7 separate regions of the Homo sapiens genome follow, and regions 2, 3, 4, 5, 6 and 7 are each linked to region 1. A link is a loop called in an ENCODE intact Hi-C map of the cell type or tissue named here. Cell type or tissue: heart right ventricle. All regions are shown on one strand. Region 1 has its middle 130 kb from the start of KIF4B. Region 2 has its middle 180 kb from the start of KIF4B. Region 3 has its middle 250 kb from the start of KIF4B. Region 4 overlaps MRPL22 (mitochondrial ribosomal protein L22). Region 5 overlaps TIMD4 (T cell immunoglobulin and mucin domain containing 4). Region 6 has its middle 470 kb from the start of KIF4B. Region 7 has its middle 25 kb from the start of PPP1R2B.

Region 1 (4,000 bases):
AGTCGGGGCTGAGGTGCAGGCAGCATCCAATTTGCGGGCTATGAGTGAAATCCCAGAGCCAGCAAGAACTTTCCAGGGCTGTGGGGCTGAAAGAAGGTCCCCGTGCCAGGTGGGAGCACAGCAAGGGAGAGGAGGCTGGCAAGAGGCAAAGCTGGAGAAAAGGCAGGACCTAGAGCCTTAGGGCCATATAAAGGTTGGGGTGGGCAGGGGCGGTCTTTATCCTCATACCAAGTGAAGGCAGTGACGGGTTTTAAACAAGGGAGGATCCTGATCTGCTTCACTTTAAAATGATCATTTAGGCTGAATTGAGGAGTATGATGGGGGGCAGGGGAGGAGGAATTTAATTTAATTTATCATTACACATTCTGTTACACAAGTTTTAATGGCAACATATTATTCTATTTTCTCAATATGCTGTAATTTAAAAAATTCCCTGGTTTGGTGTTATTTTTGTTATAACTTTTGAGGTAGTGAACATCCCTACAGTAAGTTATTGAGCATAGCAATGGTGATTGCCTTTGACAAAATCCCTAGAGGTGGAATTGTTGGCTCAGAAGGTGTGCATAGTTGTAAAGCTGTTTTTCTACATTTCTAAATTGCCCCCTGAAAGGCTGTATGAATTTTAGCTCCCCCAGGTAGGGAATAAATGCACTGATTTCCATATTCCATGGCCAACTCTAATTTAAAAAGTCTATGCCATGATAAGCTAAAAAGGAGATCTCGTTTTAATTTCCATTTCTTTGATTACCAGCATGAGAGAACATTTTCATAAGCATATAAGTCATTTACAGTTTTTAAATTGCACCTGACCCCACATATTTATGTTTCTGGATCAGAGCTCCTTCTAGCATAGCTCTCACCTCTTTAGGATGTTTTCTAGGGGTTTCATGAGCTTTCCAGGCCAGGCTGACTTTAGCTCCAGGGAGACCATCTTCAAGGTTCAAAGATGCTGACAGGCATAAATGACCATCCTGGGAGTGGGAGACCTAGGCATTTTTATTTACCATAGAGACTCATACAAAAAGGACAAAATAAATAAATAAAAAGATCCTAAGATAGAGATATTTTTCATATTCTTCCTTCTGTTAATATATAAGACGACTGGGTACTTTGTTTAGATCAGTGCTATCTGCTGAAAACAGGAGGCCTGTATGCAATTTAACATTTAGTGCCATAATAAAAAAGAAAGGTGAAAGTATTTTTGATAGCATTTAATTTAAACCAGTATATTAAATATGATCATATCTATACATAATCAATATAAAAATTAATGATATTTTATATTTTTTCTCATACGAAGTCTTAAAATTTAGTGTGCATTTCACATTTAAGCACATCTCAGATAGGCCTGGGCACACTTCAGGAGCTCAATAGCCCTACTGTGGCCTGTGTGATTGTTGGCCAGCATGAGTCTGGATGGTGGCCTGGAAGGCATGACATAAGATTTATAGCTTCATGAGATTTTAGAGCTGGAGAGGAGTTTAGTAAGCGAACGCTCACTAGAGACACTGAAGGGAGAAGTCTCTGCCAAGGCCACGTGGCTGGGCCGTGGTAAGGAATTGACACAGGTCTCTGCTGTCCCAGTACCACTTCTTCCGTTTTGGGATTATCGGGAGGTAATGAAATGCAGGCCACACAGTGAACTCTCACTAGAGGGTGAAGATGACGTCGTGGTTGCGGTGGTTCTACTATGCACAACACCGTGGCTACATTAAAATAAAAGAAGTTTTAAGCCCTACTCCCCGCACGAAGCAGAGGAAGGGTGAGCAGGGAGGAGATCCTCCTGTCGTGTCCATTCTGAGCCTTAAGTATATTTCTGTTTTTCAAGGCAAATAGATTCTGGTCCACTTTTAGAAACCTTAATCTCGGTCTTCGTTGTGTCTGGTGAATACATGAGTGACCAGCAGGTGGTGCCAGAGACAGTTGGTAGCCAGGGAATGCCCTAACTGTCCTCGGCTGGGATAGCTGAGGTCACTCACTGGCTGGAGTTGAGCATCTGGGGCTCACATGCAGACGTGATGGGAAACTGGATCCTTTTAATATGAAAAATGGGTAACTGTAGAGCTAATTCTTATTGTATAAAAATAGCACTCATTTTTTTCACTTTAATAGATATTTATCAGGCTGGGTGTGGTGGCTCATGCCTGTAATCCCAGCACTTTGGGAGGCTGAGGCGGGCAGATCACCTGAGGTCAGGAGTTTGAGACCAGCCTGTCCAACATGGCGAAGCCCTGTCTCTACTGAAAATACAAAAGTTAGGTGGGTGTGGTGGTGTGCACCTGTAATCGCAGCTACTGGGGAGGCTGAGGCAGGAGAATTGCTCGAAACCCGGGAGGCGGAGGTTGCAGTGAGCTGAGATTGTGCCACTGTACTCCAGCCTGGGTGACAGAGTGGGACTCCATCTCAAAAAAAAAAAAAAAAATTATCAAAAGCCAATTCCAGATCTGGCCAGGAAAAGCATAGAGAAAATCCTGGAGGAGATAATTTTGAAGGACTGGCATTAAAAAGGAGTGTAAAATATGTCCTTGATAAATGTTATATTGATTACAGGTTGATGTGATAACACCCAGAGTGTAACGCAATCAAGAGAGTTAAAGGAAAAGTGGTAGAGAAGTTCTTTGTGGAAGGAAAAACATGAAGGAGGATTAACTAATCGTGGATGACTTCATGAGGTGGCCCTGAGGCCCACCTGTGGTGTGGGGATGAGGAGGACTTTAGTAAGTGGTCAGGATGGATGAAGTGAGAGGGTCAGGGAAACTTAGACCTAAGGTTGGGAGGGACCGCAAATATTTCACGATCTGACTCCCACTACTCACATTTGATGCTCGAAGCCCCTTCTTAGAACAACTACTAGGTGGAGATGTTTGTCTTTGAAGGGACAGCCTGTATGAGTCCGCTTAAGAAAAACCCAGTTTGGCAGGCTTTGTGAACTCAGAGGTTATAAGCAAGCAGCCTCCAGGCTAAATCTAGTCCACACAGGTGTGCAGCATGGCCTGCATAGCATTTTACACAATTTTCAAATTAGTGATTAATATGTGAGCGTCTAGACTTACCATGGAAACATCCAGGTTTCTGACTGGAGGTGCACAATGGGTGTCCCCTGTGGTCAGGACAAGTGTCTCTCTGCTTGTTTGGCTTTGTGTTCTCTGCTTGACCTGGTAGCTTTAGAGTTTAAAATCTTTAGCTTAACTGCTTTAATCGCCCTAAGATTTCCATGTTCTCTGTGAGCACAGAATTTAAGAAAGCAAGAGTATATATATTCCTCTTTTTAAATAAACCTCCCAATGAACAGATGTAAAATTTAGGAGATAATTTATGTGGAATAAGATAAAAAGAGAGGATATCATTTCTTAAAATGTTTGAGATGAAAAGAAAGTAGAATGAAACAAAAATCACAACACGGATTGTTGATTGGAAGCAGGAAGGCAGAGTCTACACTGCAGAAAATTTAATCAGGAACCGGGGATAAATTTTTGAAACTTCTCCAGAACACAGAGAACGGTAATAAGGATGAAAAGAGAGAAGAGATATAGAAGTCAGAGATTGCAAGTGCAACCTGCAAATTATAAGAATTCTTGAAGAAAGACATAAAGCAAATAGATTATATGCAATGTTTGAAGGAATAATAGAAGAAAACGTTCCAAAATTAAAACAAAACAAAACAAAGCCACTTGGATGGAAAGTGTTTTTCAAGTTTTTCAGGCAAATGTAAAATTTATATTCCAAGACAAAGCCTGATAAGGATTTTTACATTTCAGTGATGAATGGAGAGTTCTACAAGCTTCCAAACAGAAAATTAGAAAACACAGAAGAGTTTACTTTAAAAGGACATAAATTGGCCCTGGGTGCGGTGGCTCCAGCCTGTAATCCTACCACTTTGGGAGGCAGAGGCAGGAGGATCACTTGAGGTCAGGAGTTCAACACCAGTCTGCCAACATGGTGAAACCCTGTCTCCAGTAAAAGTACAAAAAATTAGCGGGGCATGATGGTGCGCACCTGT
Region 2 (4,000 bases), 54 kb after region 1:
AGAAGCCTGATCCTTCAGGCCAGGGTGTTTGTGGGAAGAAGAGGAGAGTCAGCGGTGGGACTGTGGGTCCTGATCTCCCTACTGTGGATATTGGGCTGCAGCAAATGGGGATGATGGAATTAATTAAAGGAGTGACAATGTCAAGTTGGTTTGGATTCAAGGAACATTTAGGGCTCTGGGCAGAATTTACCTCTAGGCTGCCCTGCTCCAAACTGGAGTGGGGACAGTTTATCAAAGGACCCCTGGCCATCCCACATGATTAGGCAGAGAGAAGGTCAAGGTTTAGCTTTTCTAAATTGCCTTCAGTGTACTTGTGGCATGGAGGGAAGTGCCTGTGTGCTCCAGAGAGTGGATCCTGGAGGAGTTGGTCTGAGGAACACCAGCACTGCCTTACAGATAATGTGGGTGACTGTTTCTGAGACCAAGACTCAGCAGCTTTAGCAAGGGCTATGGCAAGACCAAATCAGCTGGAGAACCTATCCAGGCTATCATCGCAACCAGACTTTGGGGTGTGTTAGGCACTAATTTCAGCAACAGCATAACACCAGGAAGAGAACCAGTAACAGCCATGAGGTCCCCAACCAATTGGCTCATAACCAATGAGGAGCAGGAGATTAGGGGTTTTCCTGCCCCAGGGCTCGCACTAGAGTGAAGCAAGTGAGCACTAAGGTCACCAGATTTAAAGAGGGGCTCACTCTCAGGATTGTGCGAGTTCTTCCCAAATTCTGCATCTTACACACCTCACTTGCTGCATCCTAGTCTCAGCCCTGGTTACAACACTGCCAGGTTACATAAGTCCACCTCCCACATTTCTGGTCTTGGAGAGGAGCAGGGAAGCGGGTGGAAATCTATGACCGAACATTTATATTTAAAGTGAGTGAGTCTTACCTAAGGAATTTAAAATTACTGTGTCAGTTCAGGTTTGCTGAAGTGGACTCCATCTAGGTTTTATTGTTTGTTTGTTTGCCCATTTCCCGTTGCCCAGGAAGTGAGTGCTTCTGTCAAAGAGCAGGTCTGTTAGGGAGATAAATAGAGAAACACCATTTCCTTGGCACCTGGGAGAGCAATGTGAGTGAATTTGTGACCTATTTACATCCCAGTAGTGAGTCATGGGGCTGGGATTTGAAACCAAATTTGCATGACTCTGGAGCCCACTCTTTTCACTGCTGTCCTTTGGAGATAATAATAATAAGGATAATAGCTAACACGTTCTGAGAGCTCATTATGTGCCAGGCACTGTTCTAAGTGCTTCCTGTGGATTAACCCATTGAATCTTCATAATACCACATTGGTAGGTGCTAGTCTCATTTTACAGGAGAGGAAACTGAGATGCGAAGACATACAGTGACTTCCCCAAGGTCACACAGCACGAAAATGGTAGTGAGCCAGGTGCTCTGGCTGCAGAGCCCATGCTCAGAGCCACTTCAGCATGAGGGCAGTTGACTGAGATGATGCCATCTTACACAGAGCACTTTTCACTTTTCCAAGAGCTTTCACAGCATGGTCTTATTTTATCCTCATGATAGGCTTAGCAGTTAAATGAGGCAGGAGGTAAAATTGCCATTTTACGTATGAGGAAACAGTGATGCCAACAGCAGCTGAGGAACAGTGTGGGGGCTTGTACATGCCAGGGACACTGGGGACGAGTGTCAAGTGTGTGGAGGAATGTAGGGAGATAGCATAGAGCACTTTGAATGTCACGTCAAGGAGTTTGGCCTGGAAAGTTAAATACAGATTAGAGACTGAAAAGAAAAGATATTGAAGACGTACTTGAAGTTGACAATGTGTTTAAAAATTACTTCTCAATAGGGCTCTGTCTGGATCCTAAAAAAGAAAATTAAGAAGCTGCTGAATGTGTCAGCTTTCTTTTAAGTCCCATAAGCGTATTCTTCTTGTCATCAATTCTCATTAAAGGTTGGTTGAACCCAAAGAAGATGTCAGTTTTTCTAATTACTAAAGATATTTAAGGAATAATCTCCATCTTATGCTGTTAGATGAAGCAAATAAGTAGCAGTGGAGATTGATTAATGACCAAAGCAAACCTGAGGCAATCAATCACAAAAGTCATTTATTCCGAAGTATTTAATGGAGAAATGTTTTCCAAAAATGTGGCATGTGAGGTGGTTTTAGGTAATATCCAAAGTGAAATTTTTAATAGCTATAATTTTTATGTTATTATTAGAGGAATATTGGTTTTCTATTTATGGGAATTATATACTTAAATTTAAGCTTAAATGTCAAGTTGATTTAAAGGGAATAATATATAGGTGGTATATGAATATAGAAAAAACACAAAGATGGTATGCAAATGCTAAAATTTGGAGAATGCTGTATTAATGGAACAAAGACCAACTCATTACAAAACAACTCAAAGGTGAAGATAAAATATTTTACTCCCTTCCTATCCCCACTCCCAACTCTTTTTTAGAGTTTATATATATCATGCACCGTGCCAGATATTTTTCTGGCATCAACTCACTTTGTTTTACAACAGCCTGTCAGTTGCCACCTGAGAATTGTTCTCTCCTTATTCCTCAGTAGAAGAATGCTGATTGTATTGGGGTGGCAATAGCTCCCAGCGAAAAGACTATATTTCCAGGCTGCTTGGCAACAAGGCATACTGTGGGACTATATTCTGGTGCAGGAGCTGTTAGGTGGGAGTGTTGTGTGTAACTTCTAAGACTGGCTGTTTAAGTGATGCTAACTCATCTGGGAGAAGTACCCATTTGTCCTTTCCTTTTCCTCCTTCCTGCTGCCTGGAATGTCTTTGTGATGGCTGGAATTCCTGTAGCCATCTTGGACTATGAGGTAACTTTGAAGATGGAAACCAAGTGCTTGTATGATGGAGCAGAAAGAGAGAAGCAGCAAGAGGCCCTGATATTCATGTGAAGCTGGACCTTCCCTGGACTGTGTACCTCATATCTCTTTTACCTGGGATAGAAACAAATTTCTATCTTTTAAAACTTCCATTATTTGAGGTTTTTAGTTAAAGCAGCCAAGCTGAATACTGTTGATCCAAGATGAAATATCAATTTATAAAGCTTTTGATGTAAGTAACTAAACAAAACTTATGGAAGCTTCAACATAGGTACGTATTTTTCCCACATGAAACAGTGCAGAAGTATGTGGCTGTTTAATGATGTCATCCAGAGCCCAAGTTCTCTCAACCTTCTGTTCTTTGACCCTTAGAATATTGGCCTTAATCCTAATGCTTGACAACTCATGGCTGCAAGATGGCTGCTACAGCTCTAGGCATTATGTCCACAGAGCAAGCAAGAAGGATGAGGAAGCACCAAAGTTCTGCTCCTCACAGGCTTTGTCTTTTTATGTGGGAAGAGAATTCCTCCTGAGCCTAGTTCCCTTAATATCTCATACAGAACTGCATCTCCTATGTCTGTGGTGGGATCCACCTTCTTGAAATCAATGGGTCTCTGTTAACCACTGAAATACACTGGGATTCTGTTACTAGGAAAGAAGGAAGTGGGGAGAGGCTGTGGATAGGCCACAGACAGTGAGGAAAGCAAGGCTTACAAATGCTGCGACATGCCAATATTACATAGCCAGTTTGTGGAAAACTAGATTTTGAATGAAGCTTGAACTTCCAAACCTGGGGTCTTAATTGCTATGACAAACTCTCAGGAAGTTTTCAGACACCTTTACTTTCCTTTCTTCAAATTTTGTTTTTAGAATCTCTGTCAGAGATTTTCTATGGGAAGTCCTAGGTTTCACAGCATGTGGAATTGAGAGACAAGAAAGATCCCTTCCAACTTAAGCTTCTAGAGCAGCTCTGTCTAATAGAACTTTTGAAATGGAAATGTTCTATGCTGTGCTAATACAGTAACCACTACCCACATGTGGCGATTTAGGACCTGAAATATGGCAATTGTGACTGAGGAATGGAATTTTTAATTTCATCTAATTTTAATTTAAATAGCCACATGTGGCTAGTAGCCACTGTATTGAACAGCACAGTTCCAAAGCTTCAAATTATTTGTTCTCA
Region 3 (4,000 bases), 120 kb after region 1:
CGGGAGGCAGAGATTGCAGTGAGCCGAGATGGCGCCACTGCACTCCAGCCTGGGCAACAAGAGTGAGACTCTGTCACAAAAAAAAAAAAAAAAAAAAAAAAAAGAAAAAAGAAAAACAAGTCAGGACAGTCCTTAATCTTAGGTAAATGACTTCTCTAGTTTTGGAACGACGTAGCTCAGTCTGTTGCCTAAATGCACCTGACAACAATAATCTAAGCATACCCTTAGAGTCACCCTGTATTCAGATGCACCTGAATGTGTGCTCGGAGCTAGGGATTCTGGGAATGGCCAACCTGGAGATTCGTTCCTTATGTATGATAAACATCTGAGCTCCCAGCCCATCTTGTGGAACACGGGCTGTACAGGGGATTGAGGCCCTGGGTTTTGGGTTACATGAAGGTTGCCAGGTGAAGGTCGTTAAGGGGATGGTGTTAAGTGAAAATGCTGTATATAAACTTCATGCTGTTTGCAGGCAGTTGTGGTTTTCCTGCCTAACCCACTGCCATTGGGCCCTGTGGTTATGTTGTCTAGCCTTCCACCATTGGACTGTTATGTAAGGCGGATATCTTGTCCAAGCCACCACCCCTAGACTGTTTCTGTACGGAAGGCAGTTCTCCTACCCAGCCTGCAACTACTGGACTCTTTCCCCCGTATGGAAGCCCCCAGTAAAACCCCATGTCTCATTTGCTGGCTCCAGGTCTCTTCTTTGGCCACTTGAGCATGGTGCCTTCCCTATTGAGGTTAATAGGAGTTCTGCATAGCACAGTCTTGGTGCTACTAATGTATAAAACATTCTATATGGTGTTGGGAACTTGGGTAAGTCATTTAACCACTCAACATGTCAGTTCCCCGTCTGTAAAACTGGGATTAAAAATACCAGTCCTTTAGGGGTACTATGAGGATAAAATAAGTTAGTATATTCATCTCTAGCCTAGCGAAAGTTTGATTTTGGGAGCTGGGGGCTGGAGGGTTTAAAACAGTTTGTACCCATTTTAAAGTTTATAAGCCATTGTGTTTGTGTGTGTGTATGTGTGTGTGCCTGTGCATATGCAACAGTGTGTCAATCAGGGACCAATCAGGAGGCAGCAGTCATATGGTAACTTGAGTGAGGAGACTTTAATATAAAGAATTAACTATTACAGCGGTTAAAGTCATGAGGGATTGACTAGTAAGAAGAAAAGAGAGCTCTAAAGAAGATAGGAATATCAGATATAAGGTGCAGCCAGCCACTACCCATAAAACTGAGACAGAGCATCACAGGAAGAGACCCTCTAGGCTGAGACCTAGTGATTGTTGGAGAGGACAGTGCTGTGACTTACTGAATGGCAGAGATGTTGGGGTGCTGCACTGGTGTAACTTGCTAGAATCTGCCCTTTGGAGCTTGTAGGCAATGCGTCCTAAGGTGCTAAGGAAAACTGTCACAGAGAAGTGTCTCCCTACTCTGCTATAGTAGAGGACTCTACTATAAACTTCCCAAGTGCTACTAACTACTATGCACTTCATAAGCTTGGTGCTCAGGAAGCTGCCTGCACTGCGGGAGCTGGATGCTGAGAGAAGCCGTGCATGCTGCAGAAGCCAGACATTGAAGAAGCTGCTTGCACAGCAGGAACTGGGCATGGGAAGCCACCTGTGCTGCAGAAGCCTGCCCTCAATGGAGAAAAACCCTTCCAGCTCAAATGTCTCTTCAGCACCCTCCATGGACAACATGTAGCATTACGCCAGCTGGTGAAATGAGTTATTTAAAGGACTAAAACTCATTTGTACAGAGCAGGCAATGCTGGGTGATTTTGGATTGGAAAGGCAATACATTGATAGCTGGTAGAGATGGTGAAGAAACAAATTCTTAATTCTGAGTATTTCTCACCATGTTCAGTTTTCTGCTCCCCTGGTGTGAGACCGCTAAATAATCCACAATAATAGCTAATACTCGGCATCACCTATGAAATACTTCCATTTCCCCCTGATGTTTAGGCTTACAGTTTTAAGTGATGTCTTCCCTTTGTAAGGTGATTTGCACTGAAGACTATTTGTGTAATCTGTCATGAGAATGAGCTCCAATAGTAATAGAATGTGGTTGTTGCCATAATTAACAAATTGACTACTCCAGGGAAAGAGAATACACACACACACACACACACACACACACACACACACACATATTTGCTGTTTTATTTAATCAGAGAGGACATTCTTTTAGAATGGACCTTGTTGGAGGAACAAATAGGGAACTTTTAGCCCAAATGTATTCCTGCAATCTCACAGTAGCTTTTTTCTTTGTATTACATAGAGGTAGGGTCTTGCCATGTTGGTCTACAATCTCCTGGCCCTAACTATCCTCCTGCCTTGGCCTCCCAAATGCAAGGATTACAGGTGTGAGCCACCACACCTGGCCTAATGGTAGCCTTTTAACCTAATATATCCCTTCTTTGTTTTGCTTAGTTCTGAATGAATTAAAGGCATTAGATAAGAATTAGATGCAAATTACATTTATTCTTTGTACAATGTGGAGCCAGTGAGGATTTTGAACAGAACTGTGATGTGATTGAAGAAGTTCTGTAGGAACATCTGCATGATATCCGGCTCATAGGAAATGCTTAATAAATGCTGGCTACTTGGACTGTTGCTGGTGTGGATCTCCTCTGTGTCATCTGAGTGATGAGCGGTCACCCTCTGAGAGAGATCACAAAGGGCCCAGGCAGAAATAACCAGATGCAAAACCAGCCTATTTTTTTGTGGCATCAACTAAATAGGACTAGATAGAAGAAAGGAGGGTGGTTTGGATTCCTCAGCCTAGGCTCTTCCTTAAGCATCTAGAGCTCATTTAAGAGTCTAATTAGACCAGAAAGGCCTTGTCTATTGACCCAGGAGTAAAGGTAGGAAGAAAGGGCATGATTAATTTAATGCCTGGAAATCAGGGGGAGAGATAGAAAAATGCCAAACAGGTCAGTGAGCAGATGTAAGCATCTTTTCCTCTCCTCTCTCCAGTAATTTTTACTAGGCTTCCAAATGAAGTTGTTAAAAGTGGGGATATCAATTTGCATTTATTTCCCACAAGTGATTATTGAGTGCTTTCTGTGTGTGAGGAGGCTGTGTAAGGTGCACAGGTGGAGGTCCTGTGGCCCCTCAGTCATAGCTGGGGTTCTTGAAGGAGCACCAGGAGACATGTAGACTAACTTGTGTCAAGCTGCATATATGCATCATAACAGCACAACTGGAATCTGATTCCACCATTCCATGGAAAACACTTTCTCCGCAGTCATCTGTCACCTCTTTGTGCCTAAATCCAAAGGATCAATGCCTGCGCTTGTTTTGCTTGACTTTTAGCAGTCTCTCCTTGAAATTATCTTTCCTTGGCCTGGATGGCGTCACCTTCTCTGGGTATTCCTTCTGGAACTCAGGCTTCCTCTTTTCTGTCTTCTTTCTGAAACTTTCCCCCTGTGTATCCTTTAAATATCTGCATTCATCATGGCCCTCGTTTATCCTCATGCTATACACTTTTTCCAGGTTGATTCACTCTATTTGTAGTGCCTTAATTACCATTTACCTATAGCTGATGATTCCCAAATTGAAAACTTAAGCCCAGGTTATTCTTTTCAACTCTATCCCCATCTATCTAAGTGTGGGCTAATTGGACATCATGCCTTGAAAATTCCAAAGACGTTTTATTAACTCCTTCCAAACTGTTCTTACCCATTTCCCTCATCTCAGTAAATGGTACTCCCATCCAAAGAGTTGCCCAAGCCAGAAACCTGAGCATCACCCTTTACTCCTACCCCTACCTTCACCTAATCAATGGCTGATCATGGTGGTTCTACCTCCTTAATAGCTCTCAAAACAGCCCACTCCTATCATCACAAAACTCTGTTAGCAGAGGACACCTTCACCTTTTGTCTACATTACTCCAGTAGTTTGATCTTTTAATCCACACTCTTTGCAGAAAGGTTTTACCACACCCAAGAAGGGGCAGGTACTCCTTGATAATTCCTCAGCTGCTCCCTTG
Region 4 (4,000 bases), 170 kb before region 1:
ACCTCTGCCTCTCGGGTTCAAGCGATTCTCTTGCCTCAGCCTCCCAAGTAGCTAGGATTACAGGTGCCCACCACCACAACTGGCTAATTTTTTGTATTTTTAATGGAGATGGGGTTTCACTATGTTGGCCAAGGTTAAACTCCTGACCTTGTGGTGATCCGCCCGCCTTGGCCTCCCAAAGTGCTGAGATTACAGGTGTGAGCCACCGCGCCTGGCCCTTACATGCTATTTAAAAGATTTCTTTACACTTTCAAGGTCAAATTTTGATATACAGAATGGGGGAGGGGAGCTGAAGGGGCCGTTGTGCCAGAGTTCCTAAAACTGGCTGTCAGTCAGAATTTCTGGGGAGAGTTGGGGTACGGGTGTTTGCCCAGGATGTAATTTCCAAGGCCCACCCCAGATATACTGAATTAGAATCCACAGAGGTGAGGTCTCAGCATCTGCATTTTAATTACATTCCCTAGGTTAGTCTGATGTAGCTTGTCAGAGAACCAGCATTTGGGAGCCATTGACTCCAGTGGCTTCTCATCACAATTAGAATAAAATAAAAAACTCCTTGCCTGAGCCTACAGGACCTTGTGTAATCTTGCCCTAGCTTTATCTCTAATCTCTTTTCCTTGTTTGTGCTTCTCTTCCCCTTGCTTACTATGCTTCAGCATGGTAGTCTTCTTTCTTTTCCTAAAACAAGCCGAGTGCATTCCCACCATTGGGCCTTTGCACTTGCTGTTTCCTCTGCCTGGAATACCCTGTCCCTAGATATTCAAATAGATGATTCATTCTGCTCTTAGATCAAATGTCTCTTTCTCAGGGATGCCTCTTGACACTCCCAGTCTGAAGTCCCTTACACCCCATCATTGTCTGTCATCTCATTCTGATTTATTCACAGCACTTGTCACTAGCTGAAATTATCATTTTATTTTACGTCTTTCTTCTCCAGAATGTAAACTGCTTGGAGGCAGGGGCCTTGCCAGTCTTGTGCACTCTTACTTCTCCAACACTAGAATAGTGCCTGGTCCTTAGTTAGCATTCAGGAGATAGTTGTTTTGAGACAAGCCTGCTCTAGCCAACCAGTGAGCCCATGTAATCTCAGAATCCAGTCAAGGAAAGGACAGAAATTGCTCAGCTGATCAGGCTTGTGGATAACACTCATTTCCTGTAATTCTCTTTTTCTTCCTGTTTAGCTGAGTCCACCTCAGGACGAGGCCAGTGCCTGAAACGCATCCGCTACCATGGCAGAGGTCGCTTTGGGATCATGGAGAAGGTTTATTGCCATTATTTTGTGAAGTTGGTGGAAGGGCCCCCACCTCCACCTGAGCCACCAAAGACGGCAGTTGCCCATGCCAAAGAGTATATTCAGCAGCTTCGCAGCCGGACCATCGTTCACACTCTATGATGAGGAGATTCAGACTCCACAGTGTATATATTTTGCCATTTATTTTCTAAAAATAAACAAAAATTGAAGGCAAATGCTTTTTATGATTTCTCATTGAATTATTGAAACAGTGTATAACTGCTAGTTGTAAATGAATATTTATAAGGCTTTGCCCATTTCTTTTGAGCCTCTGGGCATATTTGTATGCATTTGCGACTTGGAAGGGGAAATCAGCTTTAAACATAGTAACAGACTATATTTCAAAAGGCTTTTGGAGTAACTTTGAAAGGGAATGTTAACTTTCCAACTAGTGTCCTGCAGGTGGCTGTTTTGATACTGGACTTGAATACAGTGTTATGAGGTAAGAAAATTGCTTTTATTTCACTTAATTTTCTCTTGGGACCATGGGAAGTTAGAGTGGCTGCATGTTGTTTCATTACAGTATTTTAGGGTGTTCAGTGGTACCGTTTTTCCTTTCACTGTTGGCACAGGCCAGTGAGTCAAAAATTATATTTTCCTTTACTGTTTTAGCAGTAACTCGAAACTACAGGAGTTTATTAGATATACGAATCTAAAACTCCAAAAACCTTTAACTTTGAAAATTTTCTTTTGGTTAAGCAAAGCCTGTTTTTATTTCTTCTTCCAACAGTGCTTTATATTGTTTGGATATCTTGTTTAGGATTGATTTATTTTTCAGGGTAAATTCAATTACTGAGAGAGGAATTGAACCAATCTCAGCATTGCATTCTAAAATGGGGCAGTAGGTGGCACTCAACCTTTTATTAGCAGAAAATTGTTAGTTTCAAATTAGAGTGTTCAACACTGCTTCCCTCTCATTCATACACGTCTTCATTAAGAAGAAGTACTCTTTGTCTACAGCCCTAGTCCAACTTTTGCATGCAAAAGAAGAATCGAGGATGCTTGCTTGTTAATGCAGACTTCTGGGCCCCACCCCAATGATTCAATTCACTAGGTCTTATGGGGGGCTGGTTTCAGAAATCTATGTTTTAAACAAACACTTCCAGGTAATTCTGTTGTAGGGGACTACGCTTTGAGAATACGGCTTTAGGAGAATGAAAAAATGTAGTTTTATTGCCATGTTTTAAGATGGCATTAATAATAGTTACTGTTTACTGGGAACTTGTTATTTGCAAGCTCTGTGCTAGTATTTTACATAATTCTTCACAACATCCTGAAAATGTAGCTTTTGTTTTACCACTTTACAAAGGAATAAACCGAAGCACACAGAATTCAAATAACTATCACAAGTCACACAGCATGTAAATATTGGGGCTATGATTGAAAGGTTTCTAAAGTAGCTGGTTCTGCATACCTTTTGAGTATACAGCTGGGTTTTTGTGTCTCTCCAGTTAACCTAATGCATGGGTAAAAAGACATCAGGGGTCAGTGGAATAAACCAAGGTGTAGGACAGATTCATTCTGGGTCCTAAGCTGTTGTAGCATGGAGTCAGGGAAATAACACTGGAATATTAAAAGGTAACCTTCATTCTAGTCTGTGCATTCTCATTAGCCAGAAAGAAGACTGGATAGGTCTCTTCCCTTGCTGGCCTCCATTTCATTCATTTATGAAACAAGAGACTCAATGTTCTCTGTAGAAAACCTTTTTTAGAATCACTTGAAGAATTTGTTTAAAAATGCAAATTCCTGGGCTCTACTCTCAGACTAAGTGAATCAGAAGCTTTGGTGTGGGAGACCATGGAACCTGCAGTTTTAATAAATGCCCCAGTGATTTGCATGTTGGAGAATTATCACACCAGGTCACTGTGCTCTCATGTGGTGGGGATGCTCCACGATTGCTCTTGGAGTTGTGACTTCCTTGGGTGTGACTAAAGCCAGGTGGTGCCATGGACATCATAAATATAAATTATGTAAGTGAAGGCACTGCTTCAGTCAGGCTGTAAAAGCTATTTTGAAAGTGGTAAGGAAAAAGTAGGATTGTAATGAAGAAAATTTCCTTCCCAGGTTAAGCCTTCATTTGGAACTGCTTCCAGTACGTTACAAAAAGTAATAATAGCTAACCTGTGTCACTGACTGTATCTGGTACTATTTTAAGCACTATATATACATTATCTCAATGAATCTTTCCCATTGTGACATCCGGCTAGTTTTCGTGGCTAAGAGTGTACTTTCTAACATCCATGAACATTGTGGTCCCCACCTGAAGTTTCACTTTGCATGTTCAGTGATATGGTTTGGCTCTGTGTTCCCACCCAATCTTATCTCAAATTGTAATCCCCATGTGTCCAGGGAGGGACCTGTAATCCCCACCTAGTGACGGAGGGAGGTGATTGATGATGGGTGTGGTGTACCCCATGCTGTTCTCGTGATAGTGAGTGGGTTCTCATGAGATCTGATGGTTTTATAAGTGTTTGAAAGTTCCCTCTTCACTCGCTGTCTTGCCTGCTGCCATGTAAAATGTGCCTACTTCACCCTCTGCCATGATTGTAAGTTTCCTGAGGCCTCCCCAGCCATGCAGAACTTTGACACAATTAAATGTCTTTTCTTTATAAATTACCCAATCTTGGGTATTCTTTATAGTGGTGTGAAAATGGACTAATACATTCAGAAGCCATTATCTGTTATTCTTTAATGGCAATCTCTGAATGC
Region 5 (4,000 bases), 1.8 Mb after region 1:
TGCAGTGAGCTATGACTGGTTCACTGCACTACAGCTTGGGCAACAGAGTGAGATCTCGCCCCCCAACCCCCCCCCAAAAAAAGCTGAAAAGTGAAAGGATATAGTCCAAACTGTAACAGTGATAATCTCTTTATCTGTTCATGGGTGAGAGTGTTGTTTTGTTTTGTTTTGTTTTGTTTTGTTTTGTTTTGTTTGAGACAGAGTCTCACTCTGTCTCCCAGACTGGAGTGCAGTGGTGCGATCTTGGCTCACTGCAACCTCCACCTCCCAGGTTCAAGCGATTCTCCTGCCTCAGTCTCCTGAGTGGCTGGGATTACAGGCCCAGCTAATTTTTGTATTTTTGGTAGAAATATGGTTTCATCATGTTGGCCAGGCTGGTCTCAAACTCCTGACCTTGAGGAGCTGTGATCCACCCACCTTGGCCTCCTAAAGTGGTGGGATTATAGGTGTGAGCCACCGTGCCCGGCCCTTTCTGGCCCTTTACGGAAAAAGTTTGCAGATCCCTATTGGTCTACTGGTGCAAAAACAACCCCCATGGTATCAAGGAATTAATTTAATTGTAAGAGCCTTCAGAAGTTAGGGTAATAATAGACTTCCTTTTCAACATGGCTATGCTTACCGTGGTACACCAGAACCTGCTTTGTCACTTAATTAGAACTGTGCTATGTGCAGTTCTGAAATGGCATTACAATTTTAGACAAGAAGATCTTTTAAGAATCCACTTTTAATATCATCCCCGTTCCCATCCTATTCATAGAAACTTGCTTTAAAATTAGCAGAGACTTCCTCTTTGAATACATTTATTGAGCTCTTACTATGTGCCAGGCACAGTTATAAGCACTTTGTATAAATTATAATTTTTTAAAAACCTAGAGACAGGGTCTTGTTCTGTCGCCTAGGCTTAAGTGCAGTGTGCAATCAGGGCTCACTGCAGCCTCAACCTCCCAGGCTCTGGCTCACGGTATCCTCCCACCTCACCTCTGCTTCCCAAATAGCTGGGACTACAAGTGTGTGCCACCACACCTAGCTAGTGTGTGTGGTTTTTTTTGTTTGTTTGTTTGTTTTGTTTTGTTTTGTTTTGGTAGAGATGGAGTTTTGCTATGTTGACCAGGCTGGTCTCAAACTCCTGGGCTCAAGTGATCCTCCCAAGTCGTTCTCCCAAAGTGCTGAGATTACAAGTGTGAGCTACCATGCCTGGCCAAATTATCACATTTAATGTTCATAAACCCATTTTACAGATGGTAAACTGAGGCTGAAAGAAGTTACATTGATTGCCCAAGGTGACACAAACAAAGGAAATTTGAACCCAACTCTGAATGACTCAAAAAAAAATGTTCTTAACGAATCTGACAGAAAAGAAAAAAAGCATATTATAATCCTACTTGAAAACACAAATTCTCGAATGAGTGAGCTTCGAGCCAGAAATCAACGGAAAAGAAGAGCACTCTGTCTTCTCAGTGGGTGCATTTTAAAACAGATATCACATATGTTGACTCATCATTGAATTCATAGATGCTGGGACTCATCTGTCCTATGTTTAAAACAAAATTAGTTCTGAAATAAGTCAACTCAAAGATACAACTTCAACGCAATCCTAGAATTTTAGAAGTGACAAGTGCAAGCCTTCAGAGAACAGTTTCTTTTCTTTCATGGGTAGCCTCGGGCTTACGCTGCCCCCTGTGGATCATGGGCGATATGGTCTTAAAAAATCCAAAAGAGCAAAAGAATCCAAAAATCACAATCTGAATGTTTAAGAGTTGGGAGGGATTTGAAATTGTCTCCTCCAATTTCTTTTTTTTTTTTAATTTGTCAAGAGGGAAGCTGAAATCTAGAGAGAAAAGTTCATTTGCGCAAGATTTTACAGTAAATAACAAAGGAAGGGACTACGTATTTTGCTGACCTCTACTCAGAATTCATATTTTCTGACCTTTCCCAGCAGCACTAATACAAATCCGGAATTTCAAAACTCCTTTTGAAAGTGGAAGCACACATTTATTGAATTCGCATGCTTGCTTCAAATTCTAAAGGACTTTACATGTTTTTATACACTTAAATGAATATATACACTGAAATGAATAAATCAACAGAGCATTACATACATCAGTCAGGCGTTCCTTAGTTCCAAGGGAAGAATTGGGTGGGGTCCATGTTGGTAATTTTGAAAGAGAACAGAGAGCAAGTTCTGTTGGCACCCAATGTGGTTCAGAAAGAGAAAGAAATGGTGAGATACTGTCACATTTCACGCAGATTAGGTAGATAGAAGGAAACCAGGGATTCTAGAACACCATTGTTCAAGAGGCACCTTGGTTCTGAACCTTGGCCTCAACCTTCCACTAGCAACAAAATCTCATCAACCTTGAGACACCCTAGCAACAAAATCTCATCAACCCTGTGAGAGCCTAGAGTCACCTCCTTAGGCTTCTGTTCTCATGTGCCAATAGCTGAGGGTCTCAGTAAAGCACAGATAAGACCTCATTCCTAATCCTTCATCACTGGACTCTCCTCTGGAGGGCAATGTCTAGCACTGGGCTTTGCCCACATTAGCTGATCAATAAATCTTCAATGAGACCAGGCACGGTAGCTCATGCTTGTAATCCAGCGCTTTGGGAGGCCGAGGCGGCCAGATCTCTTGAACGCAGGAGTTCAAGACCAGCCTGGGCAACATAGGGAGACACCATCTCTACAAAATAAAAAAAAATTAGCTGGGCATGGTGGTGCATGACTGTAGTCCCAGCTACTCAGGAGGCTGCGGCAGGAGGATCGCTTGAGCCCAAGAGATAAAGGCTGCAGTGAGCCATGATCACACCACTGCACTCCAGCCTGAGCTGCAGAACGAGACCCCATCTCAAAAACAGAAATAAATAAATTAACTAATCTTGATTGAGGGAGGTGGGAAGATCTGCATTTGACCTAAAACACTCAGAATTATTGATAACAACAACAATAATAATAAATGGCTACCATATACTGAGCACTTACTGCATGCCAAGTACAATGTGAAGTACTTCTCATGTTCTTAGTTAATTCTCAGAAAATGCTCGTCAGTAGTTCCCATTACTGCCCTCATCTCACAGTGGGAAACTTGTGGCCTGGAGAGGTCAGGCAACTTGCTCAAGTTGCATAGTAGGAAGGGACAGAGCAAATCTTGGAGCCAGGATCATTTAACTTCAAAGCCCAAACTCCTATCCTCTGGGCTCTATGGACTTTGGAAAATGTGGCAAGATGAGTGCTGGAGAGTGAATACAATGGGAAGAGTGGCTCACGCCTGTAATCCCAGCAGTTTGGGAGGCCGAGGTGGGCAGATCACCTGAGGTCAAAAGTTCAAAACCAGCCTGGCCCACATGGTGAAACCCCGTCTCTACAAAAGTACAAAAAAAAAAAGAAAAAAAAATTAGCCAGGCATGATGGCGGGTGCCTGTAATCCCAGCTACTCAGGAGGTTGAGGTAGGAGAATCGCTTGAACATGGGAGGCAGAGGTTGCAGTGAGCCGAGATGGCGCCCTTGCCCTCCAGCCTGGGTAAGAGAGCGAGACTCCGTCTGGAAAAAAAAAAAAAAAAAAAGGAAATGAAACCCCAGTCCTGTACCACCTGGATGGGTACAGTTTTTGGAAAAGAGATTCTAATAATCATTATTATCGATGATTATTATTGTGAGTACAATGTAAGCATCTGAAAGTGCACAAAGCACTTTCACATACATTATCTCATTGGAGCTTTAATATGAGTCTATGAGCTAAGTAAACTTGGGCAGACTTATTGAAAGAGGAGGAAATGAAAGCTCTGAGGGGTCCATATCTTGCCCAAGGCTGCATAGCTAATAATGAGAGCTAGTGAATGGTAGGGCAATGACATCTGATTCCAGGTTCCACTTCTTTTCCTCTCTAATATACTGCTGAGTATCACAGGGTTCAACAGCCCCCAGTTACAGATGGTAGATCTTACCAAAGGGCGTTTGTACCTTTATTTATTGACTTGTTTATAGGGCAGAAAACAGAGAGAGA
Region 6 (4,000 bases), 340 kb after region 1:
CCAATGTCTAGCACACAGAAGGTGCTTACTAAATAGATTTTTTGAATCAACTATTTGACTCCTCCCTTGTACCTTTCAAGATAACACCTACATTCTTTAGCATGGCACTTGAATCTCTCAATATCTTTCCCAGCATATATTTCTCTCTCGTTTTCTCCTTTCACTCACCACTTCTCTCCTTCTACTATAGTCTCTCAAATATGACATGTCATTTAACGTTTCATTTCTTTGCATGTTGTGTTTTCTCTGCCTGAAATTCAGATGAGATAAAACTCCCTCGATTTCTCTCTTCCTCCCATCCTGTAGAAGATTACATACTCCTTTCTCTGGAACGGCCTTGTGACTGTGCTTATCCAAGGGGATTGCCTTTGTTGATGTGTACATCTCTCTGTGCTATAGTTTGAGTATGGTTTGTTTGACATCTCAAAATATCACATTGAAATTTGATCCCCAGTATTGAAGTTGGAGCCTAATGGGAGGTGTTTTGGTCATGTAGGTGGATCCCCCATGAATGGCTTGGTAACATCCTCATAGTAATGAGTGAGTTCCATCTCTGTTAGTTCCTAAAAAACCTGGTTATTAAAAAGAGCGTAGCACCTCCTCCCTCTCTCTCTTTCATTCCCTTTCTCACTGCACACACTGGCTTGCCTTCCACTATGAATAGAAGCAGCCTGAGGCCCTCATCAGAAGCAGATGCTGGTGCAATGTTTCTTATACAGCCTGCAGAACTGTGAGTCAAATAAACCTATTTTCTTTATAGATTACCCAGCCCCAGGTATTCCTTTATATCAACACAGATGGACTAAGACACTCTCCAACTGGACCTTGAGCATTTTGATAGCATAGCCCCCTTCTTAATCATCTCTATATGCCCAGTGCTGAGTATGATGACTGATGTGGAATAAGTTACAGAATTCAATTTTCACTATGTTACAGTTGAATTATTATCTCAGATAGTTGAGTACATTTGAGATCTCAATTTTGTTATCCATTTCAGTTGAATATTTTTCACAGTATGATATCAACTGTAAATTTGGTAAGTATGCCTAAGTGACACAGACTTCAATGGGCACATAAAAGTATATGAATCCCTTGGATTTGCAATGAATGACAAAATGATTTCTAGATTGTTTTTGTGGTTACTAATAATATTTCTTGAGGGTGGTATGCTAGGCACATTTCTAAGCATTTTTCTCATTGAATCCTTCAGCAATTCGGTGTTTAGATTTACTGATGTTTTTCAGACTGAGTGAACGTCACAAGGTCACAGCTGTTAAGTAGAAGATAATTAACCTTGATGTATCTGATCCCAGAGCCTAGGTTACTAACCATTATGCCAAGTCTTTTCAATGCCATTTTATATATCTGCATTTATTAGACCCAACTATCCTTGAATCTGGCCAAAATAGAGTTAATGGAGATGTTTTAAAGTTAATCCTATTTTCTCAGGATAAACAGGATTTTAATCCCTCCCCCCCCCAAACAAAAAATATTCTTCTGTTAATAATTGCTTTTTCTCCCCTTTTCTCTCTGTCAGGGAAGGTCAGTTTATTATGGGTCATTGTGGATGCAACAAAATTAATGACAATTGATATTCGTCCTCTGCTTCTCATATTAGTGGCTCTGTATCAGCATCCACTCCCCATGCAGTGGGCATGCCCCCCTCCATCACTGTTTTCCCATCAGCTGAGGTTTTGCCTTAGCCAGTGAACTTTTAATCACTCTGAATAGCTAATCACCATAATTCCTCACTGGCAAAAGCTGCAAGTTCATCATGTGAATGGACCCAGTGTCCTTGTTAATCACAGTAATCGCTCACCACTCATGAGCTGTGAAAAGTAGTGACAAGTATCCTCATCACACTTGGTTGCTCACAATCTGAGGGAGGCTGATAGGAGTCTCATGATTCACCCAACACAGGCTGTGGGGCTAGCAATGGAATGCCTGCCAGAACTGCAAGTTTCAGATCTCTGTTTATAATTATTATTTTCCCAAGTTGGCAAATGCTCATATCTTCATCCCCGCAGTTACTGATGCTAAAGTTTCCATAGCAGGATTCCCTTGCAGACCTCTCCTTCCTTTGTGTCAAATGACCCATCTTGACTGGCATCCAGCCTCCTGAGATTCCTGGCCAGGACATGAACTTTTGGTGCAAAATTAACTAAGGGTATTTGTCTTATACTGGAATTGTTTTAATAGCAGTAAACCAGAAACCGATCCATCTGGTTTAATTATAGAAGGATTTATCCATGGGTATATCTTTTCCCCAAGGCCTAGAAATTTCACCACTCTTCAAGAGGGACATGAACTGGACTTGAAGGGCCACTAGCTGTCAAGGCAGTTATTCTGTTAATCCTGTTTCCCATGCCTTCTGTATAGACTCCTCTGGATCTCTATGTGTTCTACTATTTCATTTTTCTATCTTGTTTTGCTTTGTTATCACCTCTTTCAGCTTTGTTTTGGAACACAGACCATAAATGGCTTTCCCAAAAGGGCAGTCTTGGTGTACATGTCCTGAGCAGTCCAGGGTTTTCTGCTAACAGAATATACTTTCTGATTTCTAGTTCCACATTCTCATCCCACAGCTCTTCAAACTGTTCTATTACGAACTCCACACTGTAACTTCTCCCAGATTTGCATGTCAAGGTATCAGCAGACTAAAGGGCTTCATTTTCATCAAAATTAATTTTCTTAAAACAGCTATTTTAAGGTGTCAAAAATAAACATTTCTGCTATTATTATACCATTTCAAAAAGTCTTTTAAAATTGTCTGAATGGGCCAAAGACCATCACAGACTCTTCACCCAAAAATATATACAAATAACAAATAACATATGAAAAGATGCTTTACATCATATGTTAGCAGGAAAATGCAAATTAAAACAACAAGATACTGCTACACACTTATTAGAATGGCCAATATGTGGGACACTGACAACACCAAATGCTGGCAAGGCTATGGAGCAACAGGATCTCTTATATATTGCTGATAGAAAAGTGTTACAGCCACATTGGAAGACATTTTGTCAGTCTCTTATGAAACTAAACATACTCTTATACAATCTGCCAATTGACCTCCTCTATATTTACCCAAGAGTTGAAAGCTTATGTCCACACAAAACTTATGTCTTACACATAGATACTTTTAGCAGCTTTATTCATAATTACCAAAACCCAGAAGCAGCTAAAATGTCCTTCAGTAGGTGAATGGATAAATTAACTGTGGTATATCCAGACAATAGAGTATTACTCCGGGCTAAAAAGAAATGAGCTATCAAGCCATGAAAAGATAAGAAGGAAACTTTAAAGGGTCTTACTAAATGAAATAAGCCAACCTGAAAATATTACATACTGTATGATTGCAGCTATATGACTTTCTTTAAAAGGCAAAACTATGCAGAGAGTAAAAAGGTCAGTGATTGCAAGGGTTAAGTAGGGAGAGAATAGAAGATTTTAAAAATAGTGACAATATTCTGTATGACACTGTAGTGATGGCTACATGTCATTGTATAGTTGTCCAAACTCATAGAATGCACAACACAGAGTGAACCCTAATGTAAACTATGGACTTTGAATGATATTGATGTGTCAGTATAATAATGGCTCACAAATGTACCATTCTGGTGGTGGATGTAGATAATGGGGGAGGCTATGCTTGTGCTAGGGCAGATGTTATATGGGAAATATCTGCCCCTTCTTATTAATTTTGCTGTGTACCTAAAACTGCTCTGCCAAAAAAAGGCTGAAAAACCTAAAAAAAAAAGTGTCACAAGCTCATTATTTTCTTTTTCTTTTTTTTATTTTATTATTGTTATACTTTAAGTTTTAGGGTACATGTACACAATGTGCAGGTTAGTTACATATGTATACATTATTTTCATCCAGAATAGTTGCCTTGGATATTTTTGAAAGTCATCCCTCTTTCTGCATGTTCCTTTCTTTATCACTTCTCCTCTCTCCCTGTCTTAGAGAGAGAGAGAGAGAGAGACAGAGAGACAGA
Region 7 (4,000 bases), 1.7 Mb after region 1:
TAATGCTAAAAGCAGAGATGGTTAGCTTGCACTATGAAAGCTATAATAACAGAATTAAAGAAAATCCCATAATTTCTGCCAAGATTACATTCCAATCTTAAGAAACCCTCCCTGTCAAGTTCTTCAGTGCATCTCACTTAAGTCTTTCTTGCTGCAAATTAAGCCCATGTACCATCCCTGCATCCTCCTTTATAATTAACATTATTCATTCTGCAGATTATAACAGATCATTTTCCTCCTTCCTAACTCTAGAAGAACTCTTACTAAATAAAATACACCAGAGAAACACAGTGGGTGAACTATCAGATGACTTTCAAACTTAAATGTTAAAAAACAAAAGAAAAAAAAATGACCAATTTGCCTTTCTGTGCATTTGTTGGAGAGTCTATTCCTTCCTAGATAGGAATATTCTTCTCCCAGAGTCAACTTCTTCCTTCATATGACTATTTTTTCTCCTGAACGCTATTGTCTGTGAATATTTGCACAAAACAGACTGTGTTGTCCAATGACAGAACGGCATGTTCTTCCTCACTAACCCCCCCTCCGAGATCAGGAATCCAAAGTGCTTTGCCATCAGCTACATGACCTTGAATAAATGACTGCTCCATCTGTACCTCACTTTCCTAAGTGTCAAATCAAAGTGTCTAGAGTAGGCCATCTCCAAAGCCTGTCCTGTGGCTATGAGTCCGAAAATGGCTCTCTCAGACTTTCAGCTCTCCTGTCTATAAGAGGCAGATTCTCAGGGTTGGGAGAGGCTTCTAGGTGCTTCCCTTCTATGGCTTCCTTCCTAGTACATTCACAATAGAAAATTACCTAGCACTGAAAATTTGTTAGTAATCTTAACTTTCCCAACCTCTCCTAGATCAAATGAGGTTAACTGGATATTCAACATTTCTAGTCTACCATCCCGTCAGACAGCTGAACAATGCATTTTCTTTTCTTTGGATTAAAAAAAAAAAAAAAAAGATGCAGTTGCCAAAGACAAGGAATTCCTATGCATCTCCCAAGGAACTTTCTCTCATCATGCTAGAGCCAATTAGCTCAAACTAGAAGTTGGAGGCAAAATAATTCAAGTTAGAAGATAAAACATCCAAGTTATAGTCCACAGAGATTATAACTTGTTATCCTAGGAGTGTCATATCTGGCCCACAGATGGGTCTTGATTTTTTAAGTTTGAACCAGCCTATGTAAATGACAAAAATTCACATAAAAATCCAGATTTCCCATTTCTCTTGAAAAATCTGAAGATCCCACCTGTGTGAGGACACCCTCACCTCGCTGGCATGTGACGCTGCTGGCGCCTTTATACATTCCCTATTGCCTCCCTCACATGCGGCCAAGGGTTGTTTGAGTTTTATCATCATGTTTTTGCAGTCCTTTTTTAAACCATAGAAGAAATTTTTTTTCTGAATCAGTACTGGAGATAGTAAAGATACACCAAGTGGCCTGATCAAGAAAACAGGAAACAGCAAATGTGTATGCAGAAAAAAGAGCACCCCTTCTATTCATTAGGCTAAGGAGGGTCCACTTGACTTTCCTGCCTGTCTGACCCTAGGGGCATTTAAGTTTGAGATCCTGATGTAGAAATTTGGGAAGCTCAGGGTGGTAGAAACCACCCCTGAACAGGAATCAGCTGTTCCTTCTCCATGACTTAGCCCCTTCATCCACGAACAAAGCTGGTTGTGCTAGATGGTCCCCTCCTGGTTTGGACAGAAAATCTAAGATTCTGTATTCCAACAAAACCCAAAAGTCTCTGAAAAGGACAACCTGATTCAGTTCCTGCCAGGGTAAGTAAAGACAATACTGACACCCAGTGGTCCATTAACCAGCTCCATTTAATGCCCTAAAATTCCCAAGGACTGCTGAGTAAACGTTTAGGTGCTGCCAAAACCTTCTTCATGTCCCAAAGATACAGGAAACAAAAGATCAACAAAAATTAATGACACTGAAACAAAAGATAGCATGTACTGGTTTGTTTTCTAAGCCTCTCTGGTGAGGATCTGGCTATATCTTGTTTGGCTTAAACATATTCATTATATCAAAGCATTTGTATTCAACAATGTATTTCCCTTACATCATGAAAACAAATACGCTTTTAAAAATACAAGGCTTATTTCCCAGGAGGTAAAAGCCCAAATACCCTAAACTGTTTTATAATGATTTCTTTGATTTGTTAATTAGTCTTCTAAACCCTGAAAAGTAAATAATAAACATCTGAGATTATGAGGACAGGAACTCCATTTGACTAGTTTCTGTGAGGATCTCACCACAGCCTCACATCCTTAAATTTGGAATAATGAGGTTACTACAGCAGTGAAGGCCGAGGCAGAAATGGCAGGAAAAACACATTTTGAGAACGTCTTTCACTTCCAATAGGCTAATAACTACCAGAGTTTTAAAATCAGCACGATCTCAAATATAACACTTGATGACATTTAGTCTGACTGTTGATTGAAGTAAAATAAAAGAGTAAAAAAAAATGTATTTTAGTAATTTTTATTTCACATTGAACGCTTTTGATTTTGTCAAAAAGGATAAGTGGCCTGGCCTTCCAATGCTGACATAAGCTGACATCTCATTGTAATACTTTAAATCAGACTTCAGAATATGGCATTGGTGAGCAGCGTGGGAAGACTTCATGCTAGTGAAAAAAACACCCAAGGAACGTGCCTTTTTGTTAGTGAAAAAGGCAACAGCTGGTATCATGACACAAATGAAAGGCTCAAGACAGACATTCAGGTAAAAAAAAGTAAAATGACTCACAGACTCCCTGTCCTGTCATACACAATGAAACTAGTGGAAAAAATAGAAAAATAAATAAATCAGCCACAACCAAAAAAGAGAATTGAATGCCATAATATGCAAAAGACAGTGGCCAAGAAAGGAGGCTGGCTCCCAGAAGGTGCTGAAACTCCCGAGACTGTTCCTTGATACTCCCAAATTGGATAAGAAACGCAAGGAGGATGATGTCCTCTTTGCCCCTTTTGATTTCAAGGAAGTACACAGAAATGGCCTGAGGTGGGGAAAAATGAAAAGAGAAGAGAATAGTCAAATCGACCCCCTTGTGCAGAAGCGCAGGCTACTAGACTCCATGCTAAATTGGGGGAAGCATTTAGAAGGTATCACCCTGCACTTCATTAAGTGGAGCAATCGCAGGTTTAGGACAGAAAACAAAATGTAAGAAAGAGGAACAGAAACCAGTTCCTGTAAGAATGATTGCACCCAATCCTAGCTGACTGTTCCCTTGCCCTACCCCATCCACAGGCTAGAGAGAGGGGGATGGAAAAACCCCTGAGCCTTCCAGCTGCAGCCAGAGGATGAGGCTAGTCTCAGAAAATGGTGGAAGGAGGGCTCGAGAGAATTCATTCAGAACATCAGAGGAGGAAGTAAGATACAGAGCAGATCTCTTAGAGAAGAGTAATGCAAAAAGAAATAATGTGTTAACCTGAAAATATCCAAGGCAGCACAGCATAAAAAAGAAATTAAAAAGATGAATATTTGGGGGCCAGGCTCAGTGGCTCACACCTGAAATCTCAGCACTTTGAGAGGCCAAGACAGGAGAATAACTTGAGGCCAGGAGTTTGAGACCAACCTGGGCACCCTAGCAAGACCCCATCTCTACAAAAAAAATTTAAAAAATTAGCCAGGCATGTTAGTGCAGACCTGTAGTCCCAGCTACTCTGGAGGCTGAAGTGGTAGGACTGCTTGAGCCTGGGAGGTCGAGGCTGCAGTGAGCTATGATTGTGCCACTGTGCTCCAGCCTGGGCAACAGAGTGAGTCACTGTCTTTAAAAAATAAATTAATAAAATAAAAATAAAAGAATTCTTCAAGCTTGGGGGCAGAAAATGAACTCAAAACCTCTAGTAATCTATAACCCCTCCTTAAAATAAAGAGAAAAAATTGTTTGTTGAAATAATGAAATCCAGCCAAGAAATCAAAATAAAGACCTCAGCTGTAGAGTAGCCCAGATGAAACAACTTGGAGTGAGCATTGATCAATT

Evidence for each region. Peaks named below come from ENCODE experiments on the same cell type or tissue, not always from the same donor. Only the 100,000 strongest peaks of a DNase experiment are listed, where the experiment ranks them.
Region 2: a loop joins it to region 1, with 2.6 times the contacts of the local background. A loop is called at or near these places in 4 of 110 quality-filtered maps.
Region 3: it touches region 1 in a loop (2.2-fold over the local background); 11 of 110 quality-filtered maps call a loop at or near these places.
Region 4: a loop joins it to region 1, with 5 times the contacts of the local background. A loop is called at or near these places in 39 of 110 quality-filtered maps.
Region 5: a loop joins it to region 1, with 8 times the contacts of the local background. A loop is called at or near these places in 5 of 110 quality-filtered maps.
Region 6: it touches region 1 in a loop (5-fold over the local background); 6 of 110 quality-filtered maps call a loop at or near these places.
Region 7: it touches region 1 in a loop (5-fold over the local background); 18 of 110 quality-filtered maps call a loop at or near these places.

The regions. Positions count from the first base shown.
Region 1 is chr5:155,137,894-155,141,893 of GRCh38, forward strand. No RefSeq gene overlaps it. Among named protein-coding and RNA genes, the nearest start is that of KIF4B, 130 kb to the left of the region's middle. RefSeq lists a silencer at 2,243-2,400. In heart right ventricle, a CTCF peak has its summit at 1,905 (motif pointing right); a DNase peak (open chromatin) is centred at 1,918; H3K27ac peaks cover 519 bases.
Region 2 is chr5:155,192,287-155,196,286 of GRCh38, forward strand. No RefSeq gene overlaps it. Among named protein-coding and RNA genes, the nearest start is that of KIF4B, 180 kb to the left of the region's middle. In heart right ventricle, no CTCF peak of the experiment used is centred here; DNase peaks (open chromatin) are centred at 886, 1,415 and 1,505; H3K27ac peaks cover 3,093 bases.
Region 3 is chr5:155,259,345-155,263,344 of GRCh38, forward strand. No RefSeq gene overlaps it. Among named protein-coding and RNA genes, the nearest start is that of KIF4B, 250 kb to the left of the region's middle. In heart right ventricle, a CTCF peak has its summit at 1,718; no DNase peak of the experiment used is centred here.
Region 4 is chr5:154,965,505-154,969,504 of GRCh38, forward strand. It overlaps MRPL22 (mitochondrial ribosomal protein L22), which reads left to right. Exons shown (of 7, transcript NM_014180.4): 7 at 1,182-3,907. The coding sequence ends at 1,393. Among named protein-coding and RNA genes, the nearest start is that of MRPL22, 26 kb to the left of the region's middle. In heart right ventricle, a CTCF peak has its summit at 2,131 (motif pointing right); no DNase peak of the experiment used is centred here; H3K4me3 peaks cover 909 bases; H3K27ac peaks cover 1,905 bases.
Region 5 is chr5:156,933,392-156,937,391 of GRCh38, forward strand. The region is part of intron 5 of TIMD4 (T cell immunoglobulin and mucin domain containing 4); the gene reads right to left. Among named protein-coding and RNA genes, the nearest start is that of TIMD4, 28 kb to the right of the region's middle. In heart right ventricle, a CTCF peak has its summit at 1,681; no DNase peak of the experiment used is centred here.
Region 6 is chr5:155,479,057-155,483,056 of GRCh38, forward strand. No RefSeq gene overlaps it. Among named protein-coding and RNA genes, the nearest start is that of KIF4B, 470 kb to the left of the region's middle. In heart right ventricle, no CTCF peak of the experiment used is centred here; a DNase peak (open chromatin) is centred at 1,815; H3K27ac peaks cover 3,143 bases.
Region 7 is chr5:156,823,156-156,827,155 of GRCh38, forward strand. No RefSeq gene overlaps it. Among named protein-coding and RNA genes, the nearest start is that of PPP1R2B, 25 kb to the right of the region's middle. In heart right ventricle, a CTCF peak has its summit at 1,800 (motif pointing left); no DNase peak of the experiment used is centred here.